Linked DNA regions of Homo sapiens: region 1 is linked to region 2. The links are chromatin loops, found by intact Hi-C in ENCODE. Cell type or tissue: heart right ventricle. All regions are shown on one strand. Each heading gives the region's core, and the rest is flanking DNA. Links, peaks and the distances in the headings are about the cores only.

Evidence for each region. Peaks named below come from ENCODE experiments on the same cell type or tissue, not always from the same donor. Only the 100,000 strongest peaks of a DNase experiment are listed, where the experiment ranks them.
Region 1: a loop joins it to region 2, with 9 times the contacts of the local background. A loop is called at or near these places in 3 of 110 quality-filtered maps.

The regions. Positions count from the first base shown.
Region 1 is chr1:14,283,888-14,292,474 of GRCh38, forward strand. It overlaps LOC124903847 (a long non-coding RNA gene), which reads left to right. Exons shown (of 3, transcript XR_007065475.1): 2 at 1-8,587. It also overlaps a transcript of KAZN not described here. Among named protein-coding and RNA genes, the nearest start is that of KAZN-AS1, 130 kb to the right of the region's middle. In heart right ventricle, for the core only: no CTCF peak of the experiment used is centred there; no DNase peak of the experiment used is centred there; H3K27me3 peaks cover 676 bases.
Region 2 is chr1:14,233,487-14,242,073 of GRCh38, forward strand. It overlaps LOC107985467 (a long non-coding RNA gene), which reads left to right. Exons shown (of 3, transcript XR_001737611.2): 3 at 1-8,587. It also overlaps a transcript of KAZN not described here. Among named protein-coding and RNA genes, the nearest start is that of KAZN-AS1, 180 kb to the right of the region's middle. In heart right ventricle, for the core only: no CTCF peak of the experiment used is centred there; a DNase peak (open chromatin) is centred at 5,185; H3K27me3 peaks cover 395 bases.

The DNA of each region.
Region 1 (8,587 bases), core at 165-8,164, 50 kb after region 2:
GTCAGCTTTCAATATAATGAAATAGTGTTTGACCATAAAAAGGAATGAGTACTGATACACCCTACAATGTGGATGAGCCTCGGAAACATTATGCTAAGTGAAATAACCCAGACACAAAAGACCATACATTATATGATTCCACTTATACAAAATGTCCAGAACCAGAAACCCATAGATAGAGAAAATAGATCAGTAACTGCCTAGGGTGGGGATGGGAGATCGGGGCTGGGGGGAGCAAAGAAAATGAGGGGGGAATGGGGAGTGATTTTTAATGCATAAGGGGTTTCTTTTGGAGTGATAAGAATGTTCTAGCATAATTGATTGTGGCTGCGCAATCTGTAAATATACTAAAAATATTGTATATTTTAAGCAGGTGAATTGTATGAGATTTGAATTATATCTCAATAAAGTTGTTATTACAGAGGAAAACGAAATGGAAGTGATGCATGAGCTGGTTGCTGAGGACTAAGTGGCAGTCAGCAAGGGAGAGGAAAGGAGCTTCCCAGGCAGCCGTAACAGCCTGTGCAAAGTCCCTGTGGCAGGAGAGAATGTGGTGAGCCCCGGGTTCCAAAAGGCAACTCGTGGGGCTGAAACCTAGAAAGGGATGGAGAGCAAGGAGTGAGAGGATGATGGACAGCAAATAGGGGAAAGATTCTGTTGGACTTTGCAGGCCAGAAAATGAGTGTTGTCTTTATTCTCAGAGTAAGGGAAACTGTTTGCAGGAAATGACTGTCAGATTTACTTTATGAAAAATTGGGCTTCACTGCAGCATGGAGAATGGATCAGACAGAAGGTAGAGTGGAAAGGAAAGGACCACTGGGAGACCATAGAGCAGCCCAGGTGACAGTGACAAATGTCATCAGGAGTTTAGGATCATCACACATACCTTGAGAAGTAAGTACGTCAGCAATTGTCATCTTCATTTGCTGCATTGAGAAACGAAGTGGCTTCATGTGAGGCTATTGGGCAAGTTAGTACCAGAGATGGGTCTCTCTGTTTTACTCTTACAAATCTTCCCTACAGCCCAAAACACTGGGTCTTTTCTCTGGGCTCTTGGCAAGTGCCAAGTTAGCATTTGTTTTGCCCCCTACTCTCCAGAGAACATGGACGTACTTTTCCTCCCCCTGGGTTGCTGAAAGTAAAAAATGCAACAACACTAAATACTCAAGCATGTGGTCTGGAGACACAGGTCTCCATCTAAATCCACCACTGATTACCTGTGACCTGAGGCCTAATCTCTCTCTGTCTCAAGTGCCCAGTCGGTAAAGTGTTGCATAGAGTAGTCCCAAGTTTAGAGGATTGTTGGGAGAATTTAGTAAAACCATCTCACTAACAGCTTAGAACAAAGCCTAGTGTATATAAACTACTCAATAAGTATTGGCCATTATTATCCTTTTCAGAATTATTATTACTTTGAACAAAGAGTAAACAGAGAACACTAGACATTCTCCTCACATCCCAGTCTCTGGAGGCTTTGGCAGTCTATTGGTTCCTCTCTGAGCAAAACTGTCTTCCTAACATCTGTGCACAATGGCCCAACATCTGGCCCTGAGAACTGGCCAAGACTGAGGCTCAGGAGCCTGGTGCTCTAGGGTGAGATAGCATGTGGATCCAATGTCCCTGACCTAGCACATGCAGTGTTTGTCTTCTTTGCAACAGTTGTGTATTTCCTGTGGAATTCGAAGGCTGTCTCTCAATGCCTACTCGCCACTTTATCCATACCCAAACATGGCATCAGCCTGGCTCCTTGGATGTGACCCACTCAGTTGCACAGGGCCCTGTGCTTGGAAAGCCCTTGCACTTTGTCCATTGCTCTGATCTCACCATTTGGAAATTCTTAATAGTTCTTGAGCCAAGGTGCCTTCATATTCCTTTTGCACTGGGCCCTGCAGATTATATAGCAAATCCTGCAATGTAGCCCCTTCTACTACAGCAAGTAAACGGCATGGTGGTGTGGGAGATCATCCAAGAGCTGACTTGGAGTCAGCAACGAGAGCCTGGTACTGGCTGTGGCCGTGGGCCTGTCTGTGGGCTTCTAAGCAATCACAGGAGATAGATGGTTAAGACTAAAGACGCCATATCAAGAATGCACAGGGGCTCAAGAACTACACCCTTGTTCCCTCTCTTACGCTGCTCAATGCTCTAGTTTCTCTTCAGGCTAAGTACAAGGACCATGTCTGTATTAGTTTGCTGGAATTGCCATTAAAAGTACCACACACTGCGTGGCTTGAACAACAGAAGTATGTCATCTCACAGTTCTGGAGGCTGGAAGTCCAAGATCAAGGCATTGGTAGGGTTGGTTTTTTCTGAAGACACTCTTTTTAGCTTGTAGATGGCTACATTCTCCCCGTGTCTACACACTTCTTCTGTGTGTTTCTGCATTCTTATCTCCTTGTCTTCCAAGGACACCAATCCTATCAGATCAGGACCCACCCTAGTGACCTCATGTTAAATTAATTAGCTCTTTAAAGACCTTATCTCCAAATACAGTTACATTCTGAGTTCCCCAGGGTCAGGACTTCAAGTGGCACTAAGGACAAGCCAGGCAAGAGGTCAGGCTCTGCAATCCCAGTTCTGAATTTTCACATCTGTAAACTGGAGGTACTTTCTAGGACTACTGTAAGGATTAGACCATCCATGTACAGCATTTAGTACAGTCACACTTAATAAATATTAGCCATTATTACACACTATCTACAACTCTCACCTCATACTGTTAATACCATTAATTCAGTCTTAGAATTATGTATAAATAATTCCTCTGCAGCTATGCAGCTTCCAGAAGAAAGCTCTAAGCCCACTTTGTAGACATACCCAGGTCCCCTAGATTAACATCCCCAGGTAGCCCAAATTCTTGATGTAACACAAAATTCACCTGACTTTCTTGGTGGGGTGCTTAGAACTATAACACTCATAACTTGAATTTTCTGTATGCTAGTCTTAATTTTTAGTCTTTAAATTTGTAGGCCTGTGGCTATTTTCATAATCTTGGCTGCACACATTTATGTAAACTGTGCTAATGAAATTCAACTACTTTATAGTGTGTGTGGGGAGAGGAGCCTATTTCTCCTAAGAAGCCATATATGAATTGAGGGAAAATTTAATTTGATGAGAGCAGTTGGAACTACAATTGAGTTTTGTATATGCTAATATTTTTATTAGTGCTTGTAAAACCAGCTAATGACTTGGAAAGTGAGTGAGATTTCATGCTCTCCAGGTGAGCCTATGATAATAGGAGCCACGGGTTAGGGAAATCCACTGACCTCCAGAACTTTTAGAGACATTTAGTTCCATTACCTTGACACCGTTTTACATTTTATGACAGATACTGTAGGCTGGTTCACCCAACATCCATTGCCTTTTCTGATTCCCTTCCCACTTGTCTTTCTCTGCACTCATCTATTTTCTCATTCTCCCTTGCACCTAGAGGTAATCATGTGACACTATTCTGACCAGTGAGGCCACAGCAGAAACCTGGGCATAATGCACCTAGGAATGGGTCCTTCACATCCCTTGTAAGTTGGATTCCTAGGTATTTTATTCTCTTTGTAGCAATTGTGAATGGGAGTTCACTCATGATTTGGCTCTCTGTTTGTCTGTTATTGGTGTATAGGAATGCTTGTGATTTTTGCACATTGATTTTGTATCCTGAGATTTTGCTGAAGTTGCTTATCAGCTTAAGGAGATTTTGGGCTGAGACAATGGGATTTTCTAAATATACAATCATGTCATTTGCAAACAGGGACAATTTGACTTCCTCCTCTCCTAATTGAATACCCTTTATTTCTTTCTCTTGCTGATTGCCCTGGCCAGAACTTCCAACACTATGTTGAATATGAGTGGTGAGAGAGGGCATCTCTGACTTGTGCCAGTTTTCAAAGGGAATGCTTCTAGCTTTTGCCCATTCAGTATGATATTGGCTGTGGGTTTGTCATAAATAGTTCTTCTTATTTTGAGATATGTTCCACAAAACTTAGTTTATTGAGAGTTTTCAGCATGAAGGGCTGTTGAATTTTGTTGAAGGCCTTTTGTGCATCTGTTGAGATAATCATGTGGTTTTTGTTGATGGTTGTGTTTATGTGATGGATTACATTTATTGATTTGCATATGTCGAACCAGCCTTGCATCCCAGGGATGAAGCCAACTTGATCATGGTGGATAAGCTTTTTGATGTGCTGCTGGATTCAGTTTGCCAGTGTTTTATTGAGGATTTTCACATCGATGTTCATCAGGGATATTGGTGTAAAATTCTCTTTTTTTGTTGTGTCTCTGCCAGGCTTTGATATCAGGATGATGCTGGCCTCATAAAATGAGTTAGGGAGGATTCCCTCTTTTTCTATTGATTGGAATAGTTTCAGAAGGAACGGTACCAGCTCCTCTTTGTATCTCTGGTAGAATTTGGCTGTGTATCCATCTGGTCCTGGACTTTTTTTGGTTGGTAGGCTATTAATTATTGCCTCAATTTCAGAGCCTGTTATTGGTCTATTCAGAGATTAAATTTCTCCTAGTTTAGTCTTGGGAGGGTGTATGTGTCCACGAATTTATCCATTTCTTCTAGACATTCTAGTTTATTTGCCTAGAGGTGTTTATAGTATTCTCTGATGGTAGTTTGTATTTCTGTGGGATCAGTGGTGATATCCCCTTTGTCATTTTTTGTTGCGTCTATTTGATTCTTCTCTCTTTTCTTCTTTATTAGTCTTGCTAGTGGTCTATCAATTTTGTTCATCTTTTCAAAAAACCAGCTCCTGGATACATTGATTATTTGAAGGGTTTTTTTGTGTCTCTCTATCTCCTTCAGTTCTGCTCTGATCTTCGTTATTTCTTGCCATCTGCTAGCTTTTGAATGTGTTTGCTCTTGCTTCTCTAGTTCTTTTAATTGTGATGTTAGGGTGTGCATTTTAGATCTTTCCTGCTTTCTCTTGTGGGCATTTAGTGCTATAAATTTCCCTCTACACACTGCTTTAAATGTGTCCCAGAGATTCTGGTGTGTTGTGTCTTTGTTCTCATTGGTTCCAAAGAACGTCTTTATTTCTGCCTTAATTTCGTTATGTACCCAGTAGTCATTCAGGAGCAGGTTGTTCAGTTTCCATGTACATGTGTGGTTTTCAGTGAGCTTCTTAATCCTGAGTTCTAATTTGATTGCACTGTGGTCTGTGAGACATTTTGTTGTGATTTCTGTTCTTTTACATTTGCTGAGGAGTGCTTTACTTCCAACTATGTGGTCAATTTTGGAATAAGTGTGATGTGATGCTGAGAAGAATGTACATTCTGTTGATTGGGGTGGAGAGTTCTGTAGATGTCTATTGGGTCTGCTTGGTGCAGAGCTGGGTTCAAGTCCTGGATATCCTTGTTAACCTTCTGTTGCATTGATCTGTCTAATATTGACAATGGGGTGTTAAAATCTCTCATTATTATTGTGTGGGAGTCTAAGTCTCTTTGTAGGTCTCTAAGGACTTGCTTTATGAATCTGGGTGCTCCTGTATTGGGTGCATATATATTTAGGATAGTTAGGTCTTCTTGTTGAATGGATCCCTTTACCTTTATGTAATGGCCTTCTTTGTCTCTTTTGATCTTTGTTGGTTTAATGTCTGTTTTATCAGAGACTAGGATTGTAACTCTGCCTTTTTTTTTTTACTTTCCATTTGCTTGGCAGATCTTCTTCTATCCCTTTATTTTGAGCCTATGTCTCTGCACATAAGATGGGTCTCCCGAATATAGCACACTGTTGGGTCTTGACTCTTTATCCAACTTGCCAGTCTGTGTCTTTTAATTGAGGCATTTAGCCCATTTACATTTAAGGTTAATATTGTTATGTGTGAGTTTGATCCTGTCATTATGATGTTAGCTGGTTATTTTGCCTGTTAGTTGATGTAGTTTCTTCATAGCATCGATGGTCTTTACACTTTGGCATGTTTTTGCAGTGGCTGGTACCAGTTGTTCCTTTCCATGTTTAGTGCTTCCTTCAGGAGCTCTTGTAAGGCAGGCCCGGTGGTGACAAAATCTCTCAGCGTTTGTTTGTAAAGCATTTTATTTCTCCTTCACTTATGAAGCTTAGTTTGGCTGGATATGAAATTCTGGATTGAAAATTCTTTTCTTTAAGAATGTTGAATATTGGCCCCCACTCTTTTCTGGCTTGTAGAGTTTCTGCTGAGAGATCTGCTGTTAGTCTGATGGGCTTCCCTTTGTGGGTAACCCGACCTTTCTCTCTGGCTGCCCTTAACATTTTTTCCTTGATTTCAACCTCGCTGAATCTGACAATTATGTGTCTTGTGGTTGCTCTTCTCGAGGAGTATCTTTGTGGTGTTCTCTGTATTTCCTGAATTTGAATGTTGGCCTACTTTGCTAGGTTGGGTATTATCTCCTGGATAATTTCCTGCAGAGTGTTTTCCAATTTGGTTCCATTCTCCCCGTCACTTTTAGGTACACCAATCAAACACAGATTTGTCTTTTCACATAGTCCCATATTTCTTGGAGGCTTTGTTCATTTCTTTTTATTCTTTTTTCTCTAAACTTCTCTTCCTGCTTTATTTCATTAATTTCATCTTCCATCACTGATACCCTTTCTCCCACTTGATCGAATTGGCTATTGAAGCTTGTGCGTGCCTCATGTAGTTCTTGTGCCATGATTTTCAGCTCCATCAGGTCATTTAAGGTCTTCTCTACACTGTTTGTTCTAGTTAGCCATTTATCTAATCTTTTTTCAAGGTTTTCAATTTCCTTGCGATGGGTTTGAACATCCTCCTTCAGCTTGGAGAAGTTTGTTATTACCGACCTTGTGAAGCCTACTTCTGTCAGCTTGTCAAAGTCATTCTCCGTCCAGCTTTGCTCCATTGCTGGCCAGGAGCTGAGATTCTTTGGAGGAGAAGAGGCACTCTGGGTTTTAAAATTTTCAGCTTTTCTGCTCTGGTTTCTCCCCATCTTTGTGGTTTTATCTACCTTTGGTCTTTGATGTTGGTGAACTACAGATTGGGTTTTGGTGTGGATGTCCTTTTTGTTGATATTGGTGCTATTCCTTTCTGTTTGTTAGTTTTCCTTCTAACAGTCAGGTCCCTCAGCTGCAGGTCTGTTGGAGTTTGCTGGAGGTCCACTCCAGACCCTGTTTGCCTGGGTATCACCAGCAGAGGCTGCAGAACAGCAAATATTGCTGCCTGATCCTTCCTCTGGAAGCTTCATCCCACAGGAGCACCTCCCTGTATGAGGTGTCAGTCGGCCCCTACTGGGAGATGCCTCCCTGTTAGGCTACATGGGGGTCAGGGACCCACTTGAGGAGGCAGACTGTCTGTTCTCAGAGCTCAAACACCATGCTGGGAGAACCACTGCTCTCTTCAGAGCTGTCAGACAGGGATGTTTAAGTCTGCAGAAGTTTCTGCTGCCTTTTGTTCAGCTATGCCCTGCCCCCAGAGGTGGAATCTACAGGAGCAATAGGCCTTGCTGAGCTCCCGTGGCCTCCATCCAGTTCGAGCTTCCCTGGCCGCTTTGTTTACCTACTCATGCCTCAGCATGGTGGACACCCCTCCCCCAGCCAGGTTGCCGCCTTGCAATTTGATCTCAGACTGCTGTGCTAGCAGTGAGCAAGGCTCCATAGGCGTGGGACCTGCCGAGCCAGGCATGGGACATAATCTCCTGGTGTGCCTTTTGCTAAGACCTTTAGAAAAGTGCAGTGTTTGGGTGGGAGTGTCTCAATTTTCTAGATACAGTCTGTCATGGCTTCTCTTGGCTAGGAAAGGGAAATCCCTTGACCCCTTGCACTTCCTGGGTAAGGTGATGCCCTGCCCTGTTTCAGCTCACCCTCCATGGGCTGCACCCACTGCCCAACCAGTCCCAAAGAGATGAACCAGGTACCTCAGTTGGAAATGCAGAAATCACCTGTCTTCTGCATAAATCACACTGGGAGCAGCAGACCAGAGCTGTTCCTATTTGGCCATCTTGGAACGAATCGATTGATCTAATGGTTTTATAAGGGGCTTTTCCCCCTGTGCTTGGCAGTTCTCTCTCCTGCTGCCATTTGGAGAAGGATGTGTTGCTTCTCCTTCTACCATGATTGTAAGTTTCCTGAGGCCTCCTCAGTCATGCAAAACTGTGAGTCAATTAAACCTCTTTTCTTTATAAATTACCCAGTCTCGGGTATTTCTTCATAGCAGCTTGAGGATGGACTAATACAGACCCCCTGTAATTTTTTTGCTTAAAGTCACACTTTCCGAGAACCTAGGGGCAACATTAAGTGATGACTTATAGTATGTTGTATGTATGCTCTGTGTATGTGTGTATGTCATATGTGCGTATAGTTTTGTCTGCTGACATTGCTCTGTGCTGTCATGTCACAGAAGCAATGAAAGTAAGCAATATGTGTGCTTCACCCTGCAGTTCACACATCTTTTGTCTTCTGATCAGCTCAGCTGTTTTCTGTTCTGGCAGTATTCAGGGTAGAGAACACAGAGAGGGAGAAATGAGATGCTGTGTGGTCCCCTGGAGGGGGGCCTCTGGAAAAATCGCCCAAATAGCAGAGGCCTCCTCTGCTTGGGGACCCTTCCAAGGCTTTGGTTCAGTAATCATGCAGGCTGGGAGGAGGGAGGAGGAGCTGCGAGAT
Region 2 (8,587 bases), core at 203-8,202:
AAAGCATATAGCAAAAATGGCAAGCACCTGGTAAGTGCCTAATACAGGTTAGCTCCCTCAGGTAAGAATTATCCCCCGGAATATGAAAGCCAAAATCAGCTGACTCTCTGCTTTCAAAGGTTCTGCAATCTCCATAGAGCACCCAGGAAGCAGGAACCTCAGTCCTGTCAAACAGCTTTCTTAATAATGCAAATGCAGGGACACTGATGCAATGTACATACTTTTTAAAGTACTGGTCAGAAAACCTCCACAGTGTGTCTTTTGTATGCAGAGCCCTTCCCTACTGCCTCTGCCAAAAGAGGACATAAATTAAAGACATAGTACCTGACCTTAAGGATCTTGAAAATCAAAACCACAATGAGATACCATCTCACGCCAGTTAGAATGGTGATTATTAAAAAGTCAGGAAACAACAGATGCTGGAGGGGATGTAGAGAAATAGGAACGCTTTTACACTGTTAGTAGGAGTGTAAATTAGTTCAACCATTGTGCAAGACAGTGTGGTGATTCCTCAAGGATCTAGAACCAGAAATACCATTTGACCCAGCAATCCCATTATTGGGTATATACAGAGAGGATTATGAATCATTCTACTATAAAGACACATGCACACGTATGTTTATTGCAGCACTGTTCACAATAGCAAAGACCTGGAACCAACCCAAATGCCCATCAATGATAGACTGGATAAAGAAAATGTGGAACATATATACCATGGAATACTATACTATGCAGCCATAAAAAAGGATGAGTTCATGTTCTTTGCAGGGACATGGATGAAACTGGAAACCATCATTCTCAGCAAACTAACACAAGAACAGAAAACCAAACACTGCATGTTCTCACTCATAAGTGGGAGTTGAACAATGAGAACACATGGACACAGGGAGGGGAACATCACACACCGGGGCCTGTTAGGGGATGGGGGGCTAGGGGTGGGATAGCATTAGGAGAAATACCTAATGTAGATGACAGGTTGATGGGTGCAGCAAACCACCATGGCATGTGTATACCTATGTAACAAACCTGCACGTTCTGCACATGTACCCCAGAACTTAAAGTATAATAATAATAATAATAAAAGCACACATAGGTGAAGAGTGAGAACATTCCAAACTAATTTTCCAATTGAACATGAAGATCTGTGCAAGGTGTGGGGGTGGTGGAGGTGATGGTTGAAGTGGGTGGAGCATGGGTAGCAGAGTCAATGACAAGTTGGGATAAACCTTCCTGGACTAAATTTGTGCCAAATCTGGAAGGTGATGAATCTGAGTTAGCTAAAGCAAAGGAGAGCTTTTTGAAAAATTGCCTATGCAACCTTTTGGCAAAGCAGGTTGGCATATGTAGTAAGAACCTTTCAGATATGTATACTCAGGTTCTAGAATTCCACTGCTGCAATTCTATCTGGTTGAAGGAATCTTCAAAATGGAAAAAGCTTCACTGCTGGTGGAATTACAAAATGATGCAGCCACTTTGGAAAATAGTTTGGTAGCTCCTGAAAATGTTAAATAGCTAGTTACTGTATGACCCAGCAATTCCACCCACACATACATATCCCCAAAGAATTGCGGTGTATATCCGTGTGAAAACTTATGCACAGATGCTCACAGCAGCATTATTCATAATAGCCAAAAAGTGGAAACAAAAATGACATCAGCTGATGAATGGACATACAAAATGTAGTATAACGACACAATGAAATATTATTCATCCATAAACAAAATGTGGTATAACCACACAATGAAATATTATTCATCCATAAACAAAATGTGATATAACCACACAATGAAATATTATTCATCCATAAAAAAGGATGAACTACTATAACATGGATGAAGCTTGACAACATTACACAAAGTAAAAGAAGCAAGTCATATAAAGCCACGTATTATATGATTTCATTTATGCGAATGGTCTAGGATAGATAAATTCATAGTCAGAAAGCAGATTAGTGGTTGTCAGCGGAGGGGGGATGTAGGGAGTGACCACTATTAGGTAAGGGGTTTCTTTTGGGGATAGCAAAAAAGAAGCTTCTAAAATGGGATAGTGCTGATGGCCGCACAACTCTGAATACACTAAAAACGTCTGATTTGTCACTTTAAAAGGGTGAATTTTGTGGTACGTGAATTATATCTCAATAAAGCAGTTGTAAAAAATAGAAAAATGTTTTATGCATAAAGATGACATAGTGACATTCTTTCTAAGACTGAAGAATTGGAAACAATCTAGATGTCAGTCACAGTAAAGTCTGAAAATACTATGGCCACTGGATGGACTCTTAGGCATCCATTTAAATAATTGTTGATGCGAATGACAAGAGTCCCTTCTGGCTTTATTGCTGGAAACAGCACCCTTCTTAGCAATCCAGTCTCTTTTTGAGCAACTCTCCACGGTCTTGTACAGGCACAGGAGCAGCTTTTTGGGTTGTGTTTGTTTTGTCTCATGCAGGTTTCTCACCCCTACCCCACGTTGCCCTGACTGCTTTTCAATGAGCAAAGCTCTGTCATCATTACTCCTCCATTCTTAGGAGAGAAGACGCCTTATCTAATATCATCCTAAAAAACAACACAGCTCCTTCCCCTTAATTTCCAGAATACAAGAAAGATAAAAATCCTACTTTTAATGATATTTTCTTCAGATGTAGGGACAATGGGAAGAAAGTCCTATACAGATGATAATTTTCCTCTCCCACCCTGGGCCAGTCCACCCTAAGTGGCTTTAGGCTCCAGCTCCTGCCTGACTTCCCTTTTGCCTTCATCTGGTTTTATCTGGCAGAGGGAGGTGTGAAGGTTCTTTCAGGGTTGGGATTAAAGGCTCAGCTGACTCACAGATCCTGAGATGGAAGGGAGGGTTTCGCCCCTCTTCCTAGTCCAACATCTGCTGCCCAGGTCTTCCTCTTGTGCAGTAGGATTGACTTCTTCTGAAGATAACTCAGGGTAGGAAAATCCATTCTCTTCCTTTCATGGGACCACAGAGGCCTGGCCGGGGCTTCCCTCAGGCTGCTCCTCAAATGCAGGCTACTTCATGCACTGACCAGGAACAGACCAGAGCAAAGCTCTGTTCTGCTTCATCCAGCCCCTTTCAGGTACTTTCCCTCAAGGATGACTTGAAGCTAATTTCATCCATGATCATATTGCATAAAACGTATCGGCCAGGCACAGTGGCGCATGCCTGTAATCCCAGCACTCTGGGAGGCAAGGGTGGGTAGATTGCTTGAGCCCAGGAGTTTGAGACCAGCCTGGGCAACATGGAAAAACCTGGTCTCTATTAAAAAACAACAACAACAAAAGAGCCGGGTGTGGTGGTATGCACCTGTAGTCCCAGCTACATAGGTGGCTGAGGTGGCCAGATTGATTGAGCCCAGAAAGTCAAGGCTTCCATGAGCCATGATCACACCACTGCACTCCAGCCTGGGTGACGGAGCAAGACCCTGTCCCCCAAAATAAAGTATTAATAAAGAGAAGTGTTATTGAAATAACATTAAAGAAACAAAATCAACAATCACATATAAACAATGAAAATAAACTAACCTACAGGGGCATATGCCTGCATTCTATATACCAAAAGATGATCAGAAAATGCCTTTTTCTGTTTTGCAACATTGTCCTCACTAGTTAGGTACTAAGTGTGACCCTTTTAAGGTTCATCTTTAAGGGAGGAGGAGTGGCGAGTGTGAACACCTTTCAGCATCTCACTCTCTGATCTTCAGGGGTTGCTCTTATTCTTAACGTGAAAACTGTACTCAGTAGATAAGAAACAGACAAGGAGAATATTCCCGAATCTCAGGAGTGCTCTGGACTGAAGGGCCAGCGTATTTCCCCATTAACATGATTGTTAATAGCTGAGGAGTGAGCAAGGCCCAGCTGGCCCCTGAGTACCAATTGCTTAGGAAACAAATTGCAAAGAGATCAGACCTTGGCTTTCAATCATTGCCTCGTCACATGAAATCATTTCATGCATTCACTGGTCTCTGGACTGTTTCATTTCCAAACTCATTTGGAGAGTTTTAGTGTGCAGATACTCTTCTCTGAGTATCTTTCACTTAGGCACACCCTCTCCCTGGCAATGAGAGAGAATACTCTGTTATAATGCAGCATAAATCACCTGTGAACGTGCTAGAGAAAATCATTACAGAATAGGTTGGTGTAATCAATATAATGAAATAATTCAAGCAGATTATTGACGCAGCAAACATTTATTAAGGACCTACTGAGTGCAAGGCCATAGGGATATAAAGATGAATGTTACATCCTGGGATTCCCAGTAGCTCATAGTGGGTTGAACCAGAGCCCTGGCAGGTCACGGACTGTATCATGACAGTAAGAACAGAAACGACAAGGTCCAAGAAGCCCACATGGGAATTCAGCTGTGCCACATGCAGGCTGTGTGTCTCTGGCTATGGGAATCCATTCTACCCTAGAGAGTTCTTCTTCCAATTTATAAAATCAGGTACTAAGCTCATTAACTTTCGGCCTTTCTTCTTTTCTAATATGCAAAGTTAAGGCTATACATTTCTCTCTAGTAGCCTCCAATTTTTTTCAATGACATTTTTTAACAGCTTTATTGAGATAAAATTCACATACCATACAATTCAGCCATTTGAAGTGTACAATTCATGGTGTTGAGTATATTCACAGAGTTATGCAGCCATCACCACAGTCAATGTAGTACCTGCCTTGTAAGGCCATTTTTGAGGATTAAATGAGATAATCTAGGTAAGCAGTAGACCCAATGCCAGACACTTAGTGGGTGTTTCTCTGCTGGTTTTTGTTCATGCTGCTGTGGTTGGTGCTGGGGCTGGCATCATGGAAGGCTGGAAGGAGTAGGTGATGGGACCAAATGAGAAGGAAAAGAAACATGTGAGACCCACTGTCTGGGTGTCCTCTCCAGATGGGAGTGACAGACTGTCATTATTAGCTGCTAGTGGATTCTTTTCCGGCCCTCATATCGAGCCAAGTGAATTCAGTTAACAGGAGTCATTTGGGACTGGGTTGGGTGGGTTAAATTCAGAACTGATTATCATCAGGCCTGGTGGTCACATACCAACATGTTAACAAACAAACAAGCAACAACACGCTTATCCGATGAACAATAGCTATGCTAAATTTAGCTCCTCTTGGCCATCCGGGCTGGAGCCCATGAGAGGCCAGACATCTCTCTGGATGCTTATTTGCTAAAGCACTACAGCTGGCCCTCAGAGGGTACTTGGCCAAGCCCAATGAGCTGCTCCGGAGGGGTGTTGCAATCCTGATGGGGAAAGGATGGAGGACCTGGACTTTTCCAATTTCAGTAGAGCCACGGCATCACACACAGCACTGACGTGTGTTTGCATCACCAGCACAAACACCACCATTTCATTTATTTCATTTGTTACCCTGGGCAGAGGAACAATGCATTCTTAAGTCTGACTGTTTTAAATGGCAAACACGTTCTTGAAGCTGTCACTTCTATGTACACCCAGATAGCTGAGGACTGTGGTTTCATTTGTACTGGGATTGTGATGACTTTCATGTTGCATGAAAACTTTGGCTATAATATCACAGATTCTCTTGGAATTTCAAATTAATAGTTTCCTCTCTCTTTCTTTCTGGCACAAAATGGCTGAACTGCATGTTCTCCAGTCAAAAAGAAAGATTACGTAAGCCAAAAACCTCCCCTCATTTTCCGTAAGTCATGCTTTTGTTTTAATATAGCATTGATCATATGCTTTAGTGGACAAGGGCACACAGAGGTGATGCTTTGCCTCTAGTCTTCTGCAAAATTGCAATTTTAAATCATTCTTGTTTTTCTGTTATCACCCCAAAAGTTTTTTAAGAGGCTGGTTTACGTGGCATCATTTTCTCTGCATTATTGCTGTCAACTTACCAAGCTCTCTGAGTCTGGGGACCTGAAATCTAAAGAGGAAACTAAAGAGTTTGAGCTGACTTTTGTTTTACTTGGCAGTAAATTATACACATAAGTTGGGTTTCTTTTTTTTTTTTTTTTTTTTTTGAGGTGGAGTTTCACTCTTGTTGCCCAGGCTGGAGTGCAATGGCGCAATCTCGGCTCACTGCAACTTCTGCCTCCCGGGTTCAGGCGATTCTCCTGCCTCAGCCTCCCGAGTAGCTGGGATTACAGGCATGTGCCACCATGCCTGGCTAATTTTGTATTTTTAGTAGAGACAGGGTTTCTCCATGTTGGTCAGGCTGGTCTCGAACTCCCGACCTCAGGTGATCCATGTGTCTCAGCCTCCCAAAGTGCTGGGATTACAGGCATGAACCACCACACCCAGCAAGTTGGGGTTCTATAGATCATTCATTTTTAGACCAACTGAGTGTGATTTTGCCTGCTTGGAGACATTTTTGGTTGCCACAACCAACAATGGGTGGGAAGAGATGGTGCTGCTGGCATTTAATGGGTAGAGGCCAGTGACATTGCTAAGTGTGATACAATGCCCAGGACAGCAGCTCTCCCTTGCCTCAACAAAGATGTACCCAGCCCCAAATATTTGTAGTGCTGAGCTTTAGATTGAGTTGTGTATCAGACTAGAGGATGTCTACGGAGATTTGGGGCAAAGGCCTTGACTGTCTATTTGCTATCCTTTGTCTCAGAGCCTTAGCTTGATGAAATTTAGTCTTGTAGACAGGCTGTATGGTCCAATGTTCAGAGCATAGACTTTGAATCCAAGAGGCCTGGACCTAGGCTGAAAGATACCAGTGACAAAACTCACAGATCTCAGCCATTTTCTTATACACAAACTATATCAGCAGATAAAAGGAAACAAGGCCTGGGAAGACAGAGGGAACATGTGGTGAGGTCAGCTCCCTGGTACTTGGGACCTCCTGTGCCCACGCGACACCTCTGTGTGCCTAGACAGGGGAGCCCACACTGTCCATAGGCTCCAGGCATGTGCAGCCCCCATGGGGAAGACACCATTGCAGTAGGACAGCACCTGGATTTTGGTGCCACTTTCTGCTTCCACCAGGAGGTCACACCAGGGGGCCTTGCTCAGTTCCTCTTTCTGCTCCTCGTGGGTTGTGCCCAGGAAGGGGGATGATGACAACAGCCAGGCCCAAATATCCCCAAATTAAGGGGTAACTGGGCTTCAGCAGCATCTACTCCATCCCCCAAGATCCCCACTGCTGCTTCTGGGACCTGCTTATCAGCATCCACAAGCTCAGTCACTAAGTAAGGCTGTCACTCTGCTACTTGGAAAACCACATCTCTTGGGCCTTTTGTCCAAATCTGGGATCTCAAAATTCTTTCTGGGCCATAGCTGCACCGGGTCACTATTCTACACCTATGTCACAGGCTGTGAAATCTTCTATATTGGAGCCAGCTTTGTAGGATTTCAGAATGTTCCACTTCTGTTGGCTCAGGGGCTTTGCAGGGGCATGGGAGGGAGTTAGAGAGGTACCACCAAGTCCATTTCCTGAGTTTAAATACCCACCCCACCGAACTGGGGTTGTGACCTTCAGCAAGATTGTGTTCTATTTTAGTTTGTTTTAAACTTCTTCAAGTCTTCATTGTCTCATCTGTAAAGTGAGGATCACAATGGGATCCCACTTCTAAGGTAGGTATGAAAATTAAATGCAGTCCTGAATGCCACGTGCTTAGCTCAAGTCCCAGCTAAATGGAGGCTACAGAGGACATTGGGTGAAACCACACCTTTCTTATCTTGTTGATGGTCCCAACAACCTTGGGTGGGGCAGCCTCTTTTGTCTCCCTCATTGGGCAGTTACAGAAAGCTACACCTGAGAGGTCACACATCTAGGAAGTAGAAGAACCTGAACTAGAACCCAGGACTCTGGATCTTCCCAGGCTCTGGCCTCCACTGAAGGTGTGAAAGTCAATAGCAATTAGGTGGCTGCCCCATTCATTGACATCAGGGCACTGGAAGGTCTGACTCTCCTCCTCTTCCTTCACCAGACAAAAGAGTCTCCTCTCTCTCTCTCCTACTGGCCCTGAATAGCTCATATTGTCTCTTTTGGATTAAGACACTGGAGACAAATCTTAAATGCACATTTCATTTGGAAGCCAGAAACAGACATATAATAACAATAGTTGTTAATGAAAGGACTTAGCATTCATTTCTTCACTATTTCTGGCACACCTACTGTGAGCCAGCCACGGTGCTGTTCCCTACCCATGTTTTGGCTTACTGACTCCTTCCTGTCCTTGGTGGGTAATGCACATTGCCATCCTTCCCATTTCACAGATGAGGAGAGAGAGGCTCAAAGAGGTACTTGAGCAAGACCATAGTCAGGAGGAGATATGCTGTATTGAAGAGGACTCAACTGGCCTCTGAAAGAAACTTTGAATTGCTGACGTGTGTCAGAAAATAAAAGAAGTTGATTTTCATAATATCTGTCTCTTAAAAAAATTCCAACTTTCTGAGAGCAGAGTATGATGTTTGCTTTCTACTATCCTTTTCCTCGTACCCCACCCCCAAAGTGTGCCAAACCTCCTTACTTGCAGAAGACAATTTTGGATTCTTACAAAAAGCAGCTTCACAGAAGCCATGGGAGATTTTTGCACAAAGCATTTGCCTAATTGGACCCTGTTCTATTTTCTGACCTGTTGCTCCTTGAAGTATCATCTTAAAGAT